2 separate regions of the Homo sapiens genome follow, and region 2 is linked to region 1. A link is a contact called in ENCODE Hi-C or POLR2A ChIA-PET data. All regions are on one chromosome and are shown on one strand. The core of a region is the stretch at or near the end of the contact, and the rest is flanking DNA. Distances in the headings are between cores, read along the strand shown. Region 1 has its middle 48 kb from the start of IGF1R. Region 2 overlaps IGF1R (insulin like growth factor 1 receptor).

Region 1 (5,732 bases), core at 1,808-4,307:
TTACCAAGAGCAACATTGAAGTCCCCTGCGAATATGCCCCAGAGGGACCCCAGGAAAGAATGGCGCTGCACACTACTCCCACTCTGAAAACTTCTCCAGGTCTTTAAAATGTCCAGACCTGGGTGGGAAGGAGTCTTCTCTCTCCAGAAGTTATATCTCCAAAACAAATTATTGGTTCGTTTTGTTCTTTGTTTTTGCTGTTGTGTGTTGTGTGAGTTGGAAGGCTCCTGAGCCAGACATGGGAGGGGAACATGCAGCTTGGCACCTGCGTCATTGTTGACACCCAACTGGTTCCTGTCCCACATGTACCACCTCACCAAACCATCACGTATCCTTTGCACATGCAACTCCTCCTTTCTAGAAGCAACAGCCTGTGTCCAAAGCTACTTGCTTTGTGGAAGGGCCCCTCAGCCACACCCGGTTTGATCAGTTTTGCTTTCTTAGCACTCCCCACTCCCAAAGAGTGTCTTGGAGCAGGATCTATGACTCACTGGTTTACCAGGAGTTCACAGCCCCGAGTCATTTAGGATCAGAACATCAAGAACAAAGAAAAGCCCCAGGATGCCTTCTAGGAATCTTATGGCATCCAAAAGGAAAAGTGAGGGTTCCCTGGACTCTCTAATAGCCTCGTGAAACACCAAACATACATTTTAAAAGACCAGAACATCTTCCATCCACTGCTACATCATGAATCCTCATTAAGATGACACTTTGCTCCGAAAATATTCCAGTTGGCATTTTAAGATATTTCCTTTTTAAAACTACTTAAATATCTGATGTGTGAAAAACATTGAATTTTACCATTTGTAATTGGAACCAACATTAAGCAGAGTTTGTCAACAAGGTTTGTGTAGAAATGTATATATACAGACTTTTCATGTACATATATAGCATATGTTGGATGAAGAGATTTATGAAAATACACAACATATAATTCCGTAAAGCAATAATTTGTTAAGCAAAAGAAAAAAATACATTTCAGGGTAAATTTTAGAAGATTTTTTAAAAAACTTTACATGAGAGTTGACTTTATGAGAAAGCATTCCCCTCTGGTAGGTCTGATTGTATCATTGGTGTCTTTCCCACTAGACTGTGAGCTCCACAGTCTGCAGAATGGGAATGTGCAATCTGTGTTTTCACTACCAAATCTCTAGCTCGCACTCAGCACAGCACTTGGCACTACAGTACGGTTCTACAAGCATTTGTTGAATTAACTAAGTTATATTTGACTGCTAGGAAAGCCCACTCTTGCATTGAAAGAGAGAGAGAGAGGAAGGAAGGAAGGGAGGGAAGGAAGGAAAGAGGCTTATTGCTTTCAAATTGATCTATTTAATTCAACACCTGCGAAAGCAATCCTGTAGCTTGGTGTTCCAGCTCTGGTTGTATATGCAAGTCTTAGTCATACTGGCTAATATTGACGGCTTATCACACATCACAGGTCATCTTACCAGATCTTAACAACACTTTTTTTTTTTTTTTTTTTTTTTTTTTTTGGAGACTGAGTCTTGCTGTATCGCCCAGCCTGGAGTGCAGTGGAGCAATCTCGGCTCACTGCAACCTCCACCTTCCAGGTTCAAGTGATTATACTGCCTCAGTCTCCTGAGTAGCTGGGATTACAGGTGCCTACCACCATACCCGGCTAATGTTTGTATTTTCAGTAGAGACAGGGTTTCACCATGTTGGCCAGGATGGTCTGGAGCTCCCGACCAAGTAGTCCACCCACCTCAGCCTCCCAAAGTGCTGGGATTACAGGCGTGAACCATTGCGCCCAGCCACAACACCTTTCTAAGTAGGTAGAATTACCATCATCACTATGCCCATTTTACAGATAAGGACAGTGAGGTTAAATTGTTGCCCAAGGTCACAGAGCCAGCAAGGGGTAGAGCCAGGATTCAAACCCAGGTCATCTGGCTGCACGCCCCAGCCTGAATTGCTGTAGATGCAGTTCTGCAAACCCATTCCTGGGAAAGAATGCTTTATTTTTAGGTGATAAAGACAAGCCATCTACTTCTGCAAAATCTTACATTTTAAATTTGAAATTCAAAGTTAGCAAAGCTCCAAATCAGAACCTACTGAACTCAAATCCAAGCTCAGAAGATGTGACTTCCAGCAAATTACTTAACATCATTGAAGGCTGAAAAAATACCTGTCTCCAAGAGATGATGTGCGGAAATTCTCTGGCTCCTGGTAGGCATGGAACTAATGATCACTAAGTGCGTTTAATGTCCTTGCTAGAGTAAAGAAAGCACTGGGCAAAGCTCATGGCTCCTAGTAGGTCCTCCGTGTCTGTTTTCTCCTTCTCCCTTCTTCCGTCTTTCATACACGTCGGGAGAAGAGTGTGGATATTATGTCCACATCATTGAGATAAAAGATATTTATCAACAAACAATTGCAGTTGCAACGGGAAAGCAAGACAAGAGCATGGGATCCATGGTTTGTGTGAATGCAGATAGCAGGGATGCGATAGCATACATATGGCAAATATTATGTGCCTAAAAGCTGGAGAGCTGCAAAACAGACCATTCCTATTTATAGTGAGAATAGACAGCCCGCAGGCTTTGCCACCACGTGTTCCTCTTGCTGCTCAGGATGAATGGGGGCTTCAGACCAAGTCCCAAGTTTTTAGTTAACAATCCACACCAAGTTTTAGATATAACATTTCCAGGGCCCCTATGTCATGAACTAAATATGTGAGGTTCAAAAAACTGGAATGGAATTTAATTTGCAGTGGGATCAGGACCTTTTGCGAGTAGCTGATGACCTAGGGTGGATGTAACGCATACACATGTGCAGGAGAGAGCTTTAAGCACCAGGGCAGAGCTGAGGCCTTCTTAAAAAAAAATGGTAAATACAATTCTGAGAAAAATCAGGCCCCTGTATTTCTTGAGCTGGAGAGAATTGGGCATACAGGTATGTTTACAAAGACTGAGCTCGCGGAAGAGGTTTTAAAAGACCAAAAAAAAGTCTCAATGGGAAAAGATACCTTCTGCCCTGCCTCCGCCACCTCCTGCTCCTCCTCCTCTCTCTCTCAGCTCATGCGCATGTACACACACACATACACACACACACACACACGCACACTTACACACACTGCACTGACGCACACATACACACACTGCACTGGCAAGGATCCCATCCCCAAGGCTCCTCGCTCCGGAGGGTGGTCACTCCCCAAAGAATGTGCTCTTTGGGGTTCCCCTGCGAGGGAGCCTGCAGCCCTCTCTCCTGGCCCTGCCTGCTCTCTGTCGGTTGCTTTCACTCTCACTTTCTCTTCCTGGAAGCCGTTTCCTGATTTACACTGATAGCCTGAAATCCTATGAATTCAAAGCTGCCACACTGTGTTCATAGCAAACATATAATATATTATTTAGTTCGTTTTCAATTACAAAGATATTTCCTTGAAAACAATCATTCACAGGAACTTGGCCATGTTTTAAATATGGGAAATAACAAAGTGGCCAAGGAAAGCCTTAGTAAACACGCAGGGAGAGCACACCAATCAGTCTTCTTATAGACATTTTTGTTTCCTTACAAAAACTTGAACCTTCATAACTTTTCACAGTAGAACACTGAAAGCCAAGAGACACAAATCATTCTAAAATAGTGAGTTAGCCATACAAAATTACAGAAAAGTCTAGATAAGTTGAATCGTTGGTTTCACTTTTTCCTTTCAAAACACCTTATTGTTAAGAAAGTAAGGCCAAAAAAAAGGAAGAAAGTTAAAAAGCCAAATTGGAAAACAATGGGAAAAAATATTTGAAGGACCTTTTTTTTTTTTTTTTTTTTTGAGATGGAGTTTCTCTCTGTCCCCCAGGCTGGAGTGCAGTGGTGCAATCTCAGCTCACTGCAACCTCCACCTCCCGGATTCAAGCAATTCTCCTGCCTCAGCCTCCCAAGTAGCTGGGACCACAGGTGTGCACCACCATGCCTGGCTAATTTTTTTGTATTTTTACTAGATACGGGCTTTCACCATGTTGGCTAGGCTGGTCTCGAACTCCTGACCTCAAGTGATCCACCCACCTTGGCCTCCCAAAGTACTGGGATTACAGGCGTGAGCTACCACGCCCAGCCAGATCCTATGTTTGATAAGGGACTAACATCCAGAATACATAAAGAATTCTTTCTTTCTGTTTCCCGGCCCCACCAAGGCAGAGTCTCTCTCTGTCTCCCAGGCTGGAGTGCAGTGGCACAGTCACGGCTCACTGCAGCCTGGACCTCCTGGGCTCAAGCGATTCTCCAACTTCAGCCTCTCAAGTAACTGGGACTACAGGCATGTGCCACCAAGCCTGCCTAATTTTTATATTGTTTGTAGAGACAAGGTTTCACCATGTTGCCCAGTCTGGTCTCAAAATCCTGGGCTCAAGAGATCCCCCTGCCTTGGCCTCTCAAAGTGCTGGGATTACAGATGTAAGCCACTACACCCAGCAGGAATTCATATAGCTCAATAACAAAAAAAAAAGACAAATAACCCAATTGTAAAATAAGCAAAAGATTTGATTAGATATTTCCCCAAAGAAGGTATACAATGACCAATAAGCACAAGAAAAGATGCTTTGCATCAGGAGTCCCCAAGCCTGGGCAGTGGACTGGTACCAGTCCATGTGGCCTGTTAGGAACCCAGCTGCACGGCAGGAGGTGAGAGTCGGGCCAGTGAGCATTACTGCCTGAGCTCTGCCTCCTGTCAGATCAGCTGCAGCGTGAGATTCTCATAAGAGCATGAACCCTTTTGTGAACTGACATGCGAGGGATCTAGGTTGCACACTCTTTATGAGAATCTAATGCCTGATGATCTGAGATGGAACAATTTCATCCCGAAGCCATGCTGCTCCCTCCACACCACATCTGTGGAAAAACTGTCTTCCATGAAACTGGTCCCTGGTGGCAAAAAGGTTGGGGACCACTGCTCCACATCATTAGCCATCAGGGAAGTGCAAGTCAAAACCACAGTGAGATGCCACTTCACATCTTCTAAGATGGCAATAATAAAAATGACAGATGAAAGCAAGTAGTAGTAAGAATGTGGAGAAATTGGAACCCTCATATGCTGCCGGCGGAAATGTAAAATAGTCCAGCCACTGTGGAAAACAGTGTCACAGTTTCTCAAAATGTTAGACACAGAGTAGCCATATGACCTGGCAGTTCCACTCCTAGGTGTTTACCTAAGAGAAATGAAATCTGGCCAGGCGTGGTGGCTCACGCCTATAATCCCAGCACTTTGGGAAGCCAAGGTGGGCAGATCACCTGAGGTCAGGAGTTTGAGACCAGGCTGGCCAACATGGTGAGACCCTGTCTCTACTAAAAATACAAAAATCAGCTGGGTGTGGTGGCACATGCCTGTAATCCCAGCTACTTGGGAGACTGAGGCAGAAGAATTGTTTGAACCCAGGAGGTGGAGGTTGCAGTGAGCCAAGATGGTGGCATTGCACTCCAGACTGAGCAACAGAGTGAGACTCCATCTCAAAAAAAAAAAAAAAAAAGAGAGAGAAATGAAATCTACATCCACAAAAGCTTATACATAAATGTTCGTAGCAGCGTTATTTATAATAGTAAAAAAGTGGAAACAACTAAAGTGTTTATCAACTATGAATAGATAAAATGTGGTATATCCATGTAATGTAATATTATTCAGCCATAAAAAGGAATGAAGTGCTGATATATACTACAGTGTGGATAAATCTGGAGAACAGTATCCTAAGTGAAAAAAACCGTGAATAAAATAGCACATATTATAT
Region 2 (5,732 bases), core at 1,301-3,800, 270 kb after region 1:
GGCAAGTCCACTTTTATTTGGGAGGACAATTACTAGTCACATGAAGAAGAAAAAATATGCAGAAGCTTAAGAAATCCCACATATGAATGTTATTTGAAATGTTCTTGCCCTTTCTCCCTACAAAGGAGGTGAAGAAGATGACAGGAGATGTTAATTGCCAAAATAGTCTCATAGTTTTGGTCCTGGCTGCAAATCTCTCGTTTTTGATACTCAAGAGAATGCTATTGGGGAACTGACTCTGAAGCACAGCCCAGATGCTTGAGATGGGTTGGGAAGGTTTACATCAACACCATGAATTTAATTTATCATGTGACATTTTATTTCTGAGTTTTTAAAGCTGTAATTAAAAGAAGTGTTCAAAGTGTTGCTTTCCTCTTTTAGAATAAACGTGGCTGGGTGTGGTGCCTCATGCCTGTTATCCCAGCACTTTGGGAGGCCATAGGCAAGAGGATTGCTTGAGCCAGGAGTTTGGGACCAGCTTGGGCAACATAGGGAAACCACATCACTACAAAAAAAAAAATTAGCCTGTCATGGTAGCATGCACCTGTGGTCCCACTTACTTGGGAGGCTGAGGTGGGAGGATCACCTGAGTTCAGGAGGTCAAAGCTGCAGTGAGGTGTGATCATGCCCCTGCTCTCCAGCCTGGACAACAGAGCAAGACACTGTCTCAAATAAATAGGCAAACATTACCAACATGGCAAACAAGTTGGAGGAGGCCCCCTATTTAATTAAATTTCAGCAGTCCCAAATCTAATTGGTATGAAGAAATCATTATTCAGAATTTTCCATCACTGAAATACTAAAATCACTTGTTGTTTGAGACATCTTGGCCTGTCACCCAGGCTGGAGTGCAGTGTTGCTCTCATAGCTCACTGGAGCAGGAGCCTCAACCTCCCAGGTTTAAGTTAATGCTCCCACCTCAGCCTCCTGAGTAACTGCCACTACAGGCGTGTGCCACCATGCCCAGCTAATTTTTTAATTTTTCGTAGAGATGGGGTCTGTGTTGCCCAGGTCCCTCTTGAACTCCTGGCCTCAAGCTATCTTCTCCAGTCGGCCTCCCAAAGGGCTGTGATTACAGGCGGGAGCCACAGCGCTCAGCCTAAAAATAACTCTTTAGCCAAAAGAAAGTTTTAAAAAATTGTCTGTTGTATTCTTTGATTTTACTCTATGTGGTCTTTTCTATTATTTTTAAAATAAAAAAGATTTATACTCCTCAAGTGTAACATTTTATCAAATCTCATGCTTCTGTTTGATGAAACCGAATGGCTAAATTTTTTAAATATCATGCAATCCATCCCAGTTTGTAATTTTATTATGGCCCTCACACAAGAGCGTGCAAGCTATACTAAGCTTCCTGTGGCCCTCGTTTTTCCTCACTGATATTTGTAACTCATTCCAAATTAAATTTTAGGAGTCTGAAATGTAGCTGTTATATTTGGGAGATGTGAAGAAAAGAATCGTAGGCATCTCAGTAGGCTAGGTATCAGATCACACATGCTTGCTGGACCAAAGAGGACTCCTTACAGTAGGATACATGATTCTGAGTTAGTTTGTGTACTAAGTATATACTATATAGCTTTTGAAGGGGAGACGGGCACAGAATTCACAATATCATGCACTAAGGGTTATTTTGTGTTTGCAGTTTCCAGATGAATGTTTTAAAGTTGGCTGCAGAATACAGCGAGATAGGTAAAATCTATTTGAGTATTACTTACAGACCCCAAAGGATATCCCAAAGGATATGTTGGACTAATTCCTAAAATATCCTGTAAGTCATTGCAGGTACAGGCGTGGATCTGGGTTTGGAAACGCCGCCTGGATCGCTGGCTGGGCTCCTGCAGCCGCCAAGGAGGGGCTGGCTGGAGGTGGGGCTCGGCGTGCATAGCGGCCACGTGACTGCGCCCCGGCCACGCCCACCGTCCCTCACGTGGTCCCAGGCCACGCTGGGCTTCGGCATGTGCTAAAGTGGATAGAAAAGGGAGTGGGGCCCGGGCGTGGCTTTGTGGTTTGGGAAGATATGAACTCCTTGGGGTTTTTTTCTCTTTTAATTCTTTAATTTTGATATTTGGAAATGCGTAAAAGGTTTTTCATTTGTCCTTGACCACGTGGTCCAAACCTCAATTTCCCTAGCAGAACGCGGTTTCGATCACTGGTGGATCCGTCTCACAGCACCAGTCATGCTGCCTCGCTGGGAAGTGGAGGGCTCAGGATTCCCGTGGTTCACGATCCATTTTATGTTGGAAGGAAATCATTTTGAACTATCTCAGTACACACCCTAGTGTATCTTTAAACCTAATTGAGTGTTGATGGAAAATCTGCGGTCCGAGAACCGTAAGAAAAGGGGGCTCCCACCTCCCGCTCTGGGGTCGCCACTTGCCTCGCAGGCAGGAGGAGGCTCCCAGAGTAGATACAACTTGCCCGTCACCCGGATGGGTTGGTAGTGCACATATGCACGGGGCGCAGTTTAAAATGAAAGTAAAAGATGCAAATGTGTTTGCAAAAGAAAAATTAACATAGGATACGTGCGGGCGTTCTCAGTTGAACTCGGTCTTACTGTTCCACGCGAGCACCCCATGACTCAGAGCCCAAATCTCAGCGGAACAGCCCAGGACGCTCCTGCCGTCCACAGGAAGACGCCTCTGTCTCTGTCCCCCGCCGCCACCACACAGATGCACGTACTCTCTTCACTTCCGTGTACCCAGTAAATGCAGATCCTGATTTAAATCTGCAGCACGCTGCTTTCTTCCCATTGCATGTGGGAAGCTTCAGGTTCTCTTCGGTTTATTTTCTCATCACCTTTATTAAAATGCAGTAAAGCAAGGAGTATATTAATGCGGGCCTCTGCAAATAGAGGGAATTTATTGAAAAGCAGAATGGCTTGAAAGATTGAACTTCATCTTAAAAATCAGAAACAGACTCTTGTTATTAATAGCTTTAGAAACGAAAATCTAACTTCTGATAAATTATTTCAGAGGAGTGGTTCAAACGTGTAGTAGATAGCTCTGCCTGGTCATCAATTATAGTGACGTCCTTGCATCAGCTCCAGAAACTCAGAATATTCATGAGCTTTCCAGTCTGACTCAGACCTTCAGGAGCCATGAAATTTTCCTGTTGGGATGAGAGGAAGCGCTGGCGGTCGTTTCGGCAGCTTAATGAAACCAGAAATAGATAAGCACGAGTGAGGGGTGATGTCCGCTTGTTTGCTCCCATCATGTTGTTTTTAATGTGTGAAAGTGAAAGTTTTAAAAGTCATACTAAATGTGTGATCCTTTTTAGAATTCACTGGGTACGGGTACGTGGAGGAAGTGTTTTTGTTTTTGTGAATTTGTTTAAACAAATGACTGAGGCTTTGTTTTCCACTCTGTCTGGCCAAGCACCATTGCTACACTTTTTTAAATTCATGACATCCTGAGCAGTGAAGCTGTTCTTCAGCCCGCCTCTCCATTTGTGACTGGAAGACAAGGAGGCAGACACCAATGGCGCCTCTCACAATGGAGGTTTATTTTTTTTTAATCTAACGGAGGGATTGTAGATGGTGTAAAACTTCCTTGTGCCAGGAGAGAAAGGGGGAGAGAGAGAGAGAGAGAGAGAGAGAGAGAAATAACCCATTCTAAACAACTTTAGGAATAGATGATCCGTAGGCATCAACTTTGCGCAGCAACAAAAGCCACTTTCTGAACCTCGTTCTGTGAAGTTTTAAAACAAATTGGGTTTGTTTAATTAAAATATTTCTTAAAGGCAAAAAGCACTGAGCTAATTTTTAAGAATTTTAAGTTATATATTAATATGAGTAGTGATTTATAATTTTCTGTTGAAATACATAAATTCGAGAAGCCCCACCCCTACCACTTGCCAGTCTTGAGTCCCCACGGCTCCTTTGCCTAGGTCTAAAGTCACTGCTTGCACACTCCTGCCTTGCATATGCCTTGCCATCGTGTGGGCCTCTTGGCTGGAAGTGTTCTTGTCCTCCCGTTAGGTATCTTTTATGACGTGAATCCTTACCTCTAATTATTATCTGTGTGTACATCTCATCACCTGCATCTGACTGTGTGCCTTGTGTATGTCTCTTAGCCCTCACAATTGCCTGACATGCCTTACAAACGGGTAGACCAAGTGTTAAATGAACAAATATTTAATAAGAACTTAAAAGCTTTTTGACTTTATATATTTTTAAAGCCATTGTGATTAAACACTATGTTTGATGTGGTGCTAATTCTGTGCTTTATCAACTGTGTGAATTGTAGTATTTTTAAAGTAGGAATAATTGAGAAATATTTTGAAGTTAGGTTAAGCATAGCAGTAAAGTTTCCACTTTTTAAAATAGCCAAATCCAGGCCAGGCGCAGTGGCTCGTGTCTCCAATGTCAGCACTTTGGGAGGCCAGGGCGGGCAGATCGCTTGAGGTCGGGAGTTCGAGACTAGCCTGGCCAACGTGACGAAACCCCGTCTCTGCTAAAAATACAAAAATTAGATGGTTGTGGTGGTGCATGCCTGTAATCCCAGCTACTCAGAGAAGTGTTTGAACCCGGGAGTTGGGGGTTGCAGTGAGTTGAGATTTCACCACTGCACTCCAGCTGGGGCAAAAGAATGAGTGAAACTCTGTCTCCAAAAAAAAATCAGAGCGTGGTGGTGCACACCTGTAGTCCCAGATACTTGGGAGGCTGAGATGGAGGTCAAGGCTTCAGTGAGCCATGATGGCACCACTGCACTCCAGCCTGGACAACAGAGTAAGACCTTGTCTCCAAAAAAAAAAAAAAAAAGCCAAATCTGTTGGGTTTTTTTTTTTGGGGGGGGGGTCCTTTAGAATGGCCCTGACAGATCTTTAAGGCATGGAAATGAGCCTTATGCAAGCTCCTGGCAATCAGTATGTGAGTTCTGTCTCCTTGGCAAGATACAGCCTCTTAGACCCTCAGTCTGGGGAAATAATGCTGATTTCTCCTACGAGTTACGAGAATTACGCTAGAAAACTCTGTGGCGCATACAGGTGCCCTGTAGCCTGTTGGTTAGAAGCACTGACCCTGAAGTCAGGTCGCCCAGGTTGGAATTCCAGCTCTGCCTTCTTCAAGCTGTGTGACTCTGGGAAGTCACACACACTCTCTCTTTGTGCCTCAGGCTCTGGTTCTGAAGATGGGAACGGCAGGCCCTCCCTCTTTGGCTTGTTGCACAGATGAAATCTGACAGCGTATGCCAAGCGCTTAGCACGGGTAGCAGTGAGTGCCCCGTAAATGTTAGGTACCTTCCTACTACTACTAAACATTCATTCTTCCCTTCCCTGCTAGTACCTGCAGCTCTGACTCATCTCACACCCTTGAGAGAGGATTATCTTCATTAAAAAGTTTTTGGTCTGCCCAGAAGCAAGTGTTACCTGTGAGAGAGCTGGGCTTGTGCATAGGTTAGATTATTTCTTTGGGTTATTCCTGGGGAAACCTGCAAAGAAATGCAGCCAGAGGCCTCTGGTTCATTTTACTGCTCATCTCCTAAAAGTGGTTTCTCAGATTTTTATCCTTTTTTTCTCTTTTTCGAGGAAGGGGCAAGGAAATATTTTTTCATATTATTCTTGTCATCGTCTATTTATTTAATAACAGTTGACTGTTGAAACATAGGAAAGTACTTATCCGCCAGGAAACTCCCTTCTATTATTGGACTTACTTGCTTTCCATTTATATGTTGTCTAATTCCAAAGAGATTTCGAGACAGCTTTCAATTAAAAAAAACAAACAACAACAACAACAA

What was found. Hi-C counts contacts between places; a loop is a spot of excess contacts on that map. ChIA-PET counts read pairs that join two places held with the same protein, here RNA polymerase II (POLR2A). Pooled maps may share reads with other maps.
Region 2: a loop to region 1 is called in a pooled map, with 2.1 times the contacts of the local background. The contact joins two enhancer-like sites. A Hi-C loop is called at or near these places in 1 of 168 maps with a recorded cell type or tissue (naive thymus-derived CD4-positive, alpha-beta T cell), 5 of 37 single-sample maps with no recorded cell type and 11 of 50 pooled maps. POLR2A ChIA-PET finds 5 or more read pairs at or near these places in 7 of 52 experiments (AG04450, CD4-positive, alpha-beta T cell, HEK293T and 4 more).

What each region holds. Positions count from the first base shown.
Region 1 is chr15:98,597,379-98,603,110 of GRCh38, forward strand. No RefSeq gene overlaps it. Among named protein-coding and RNA genes, the nearest start is that of IGF1R, 48 kb to the right of the region's middle. RefSeq lists enhancers at 2,613-3,113, 3,114-3,614, 3,237-3,386. Within about 2 kb of position 3,058, at least 20 of the 41 ENCODE cell types and tissues checked have a DNase peak (open chromatin) inside an H3K27ac peak, as active enhancers do.
Region 2 is chr15:98,863,586-98,869,317 of GRCh38, forward strand. All of the region lies in intron 2 of IGF1R (insulin like growth factor 1 receptor), which reads left to right. Among named protein-coding and RNA genes, the nearest start is that of MIR4714, 82 kb to the left of the region's middle. Within about 2 kb of position 2,551, at least 34 of the 41 ENCODE cell types and tissues checked have a DNase peak (open chromatin) inside an H3K27ac peak, as active enhancers do.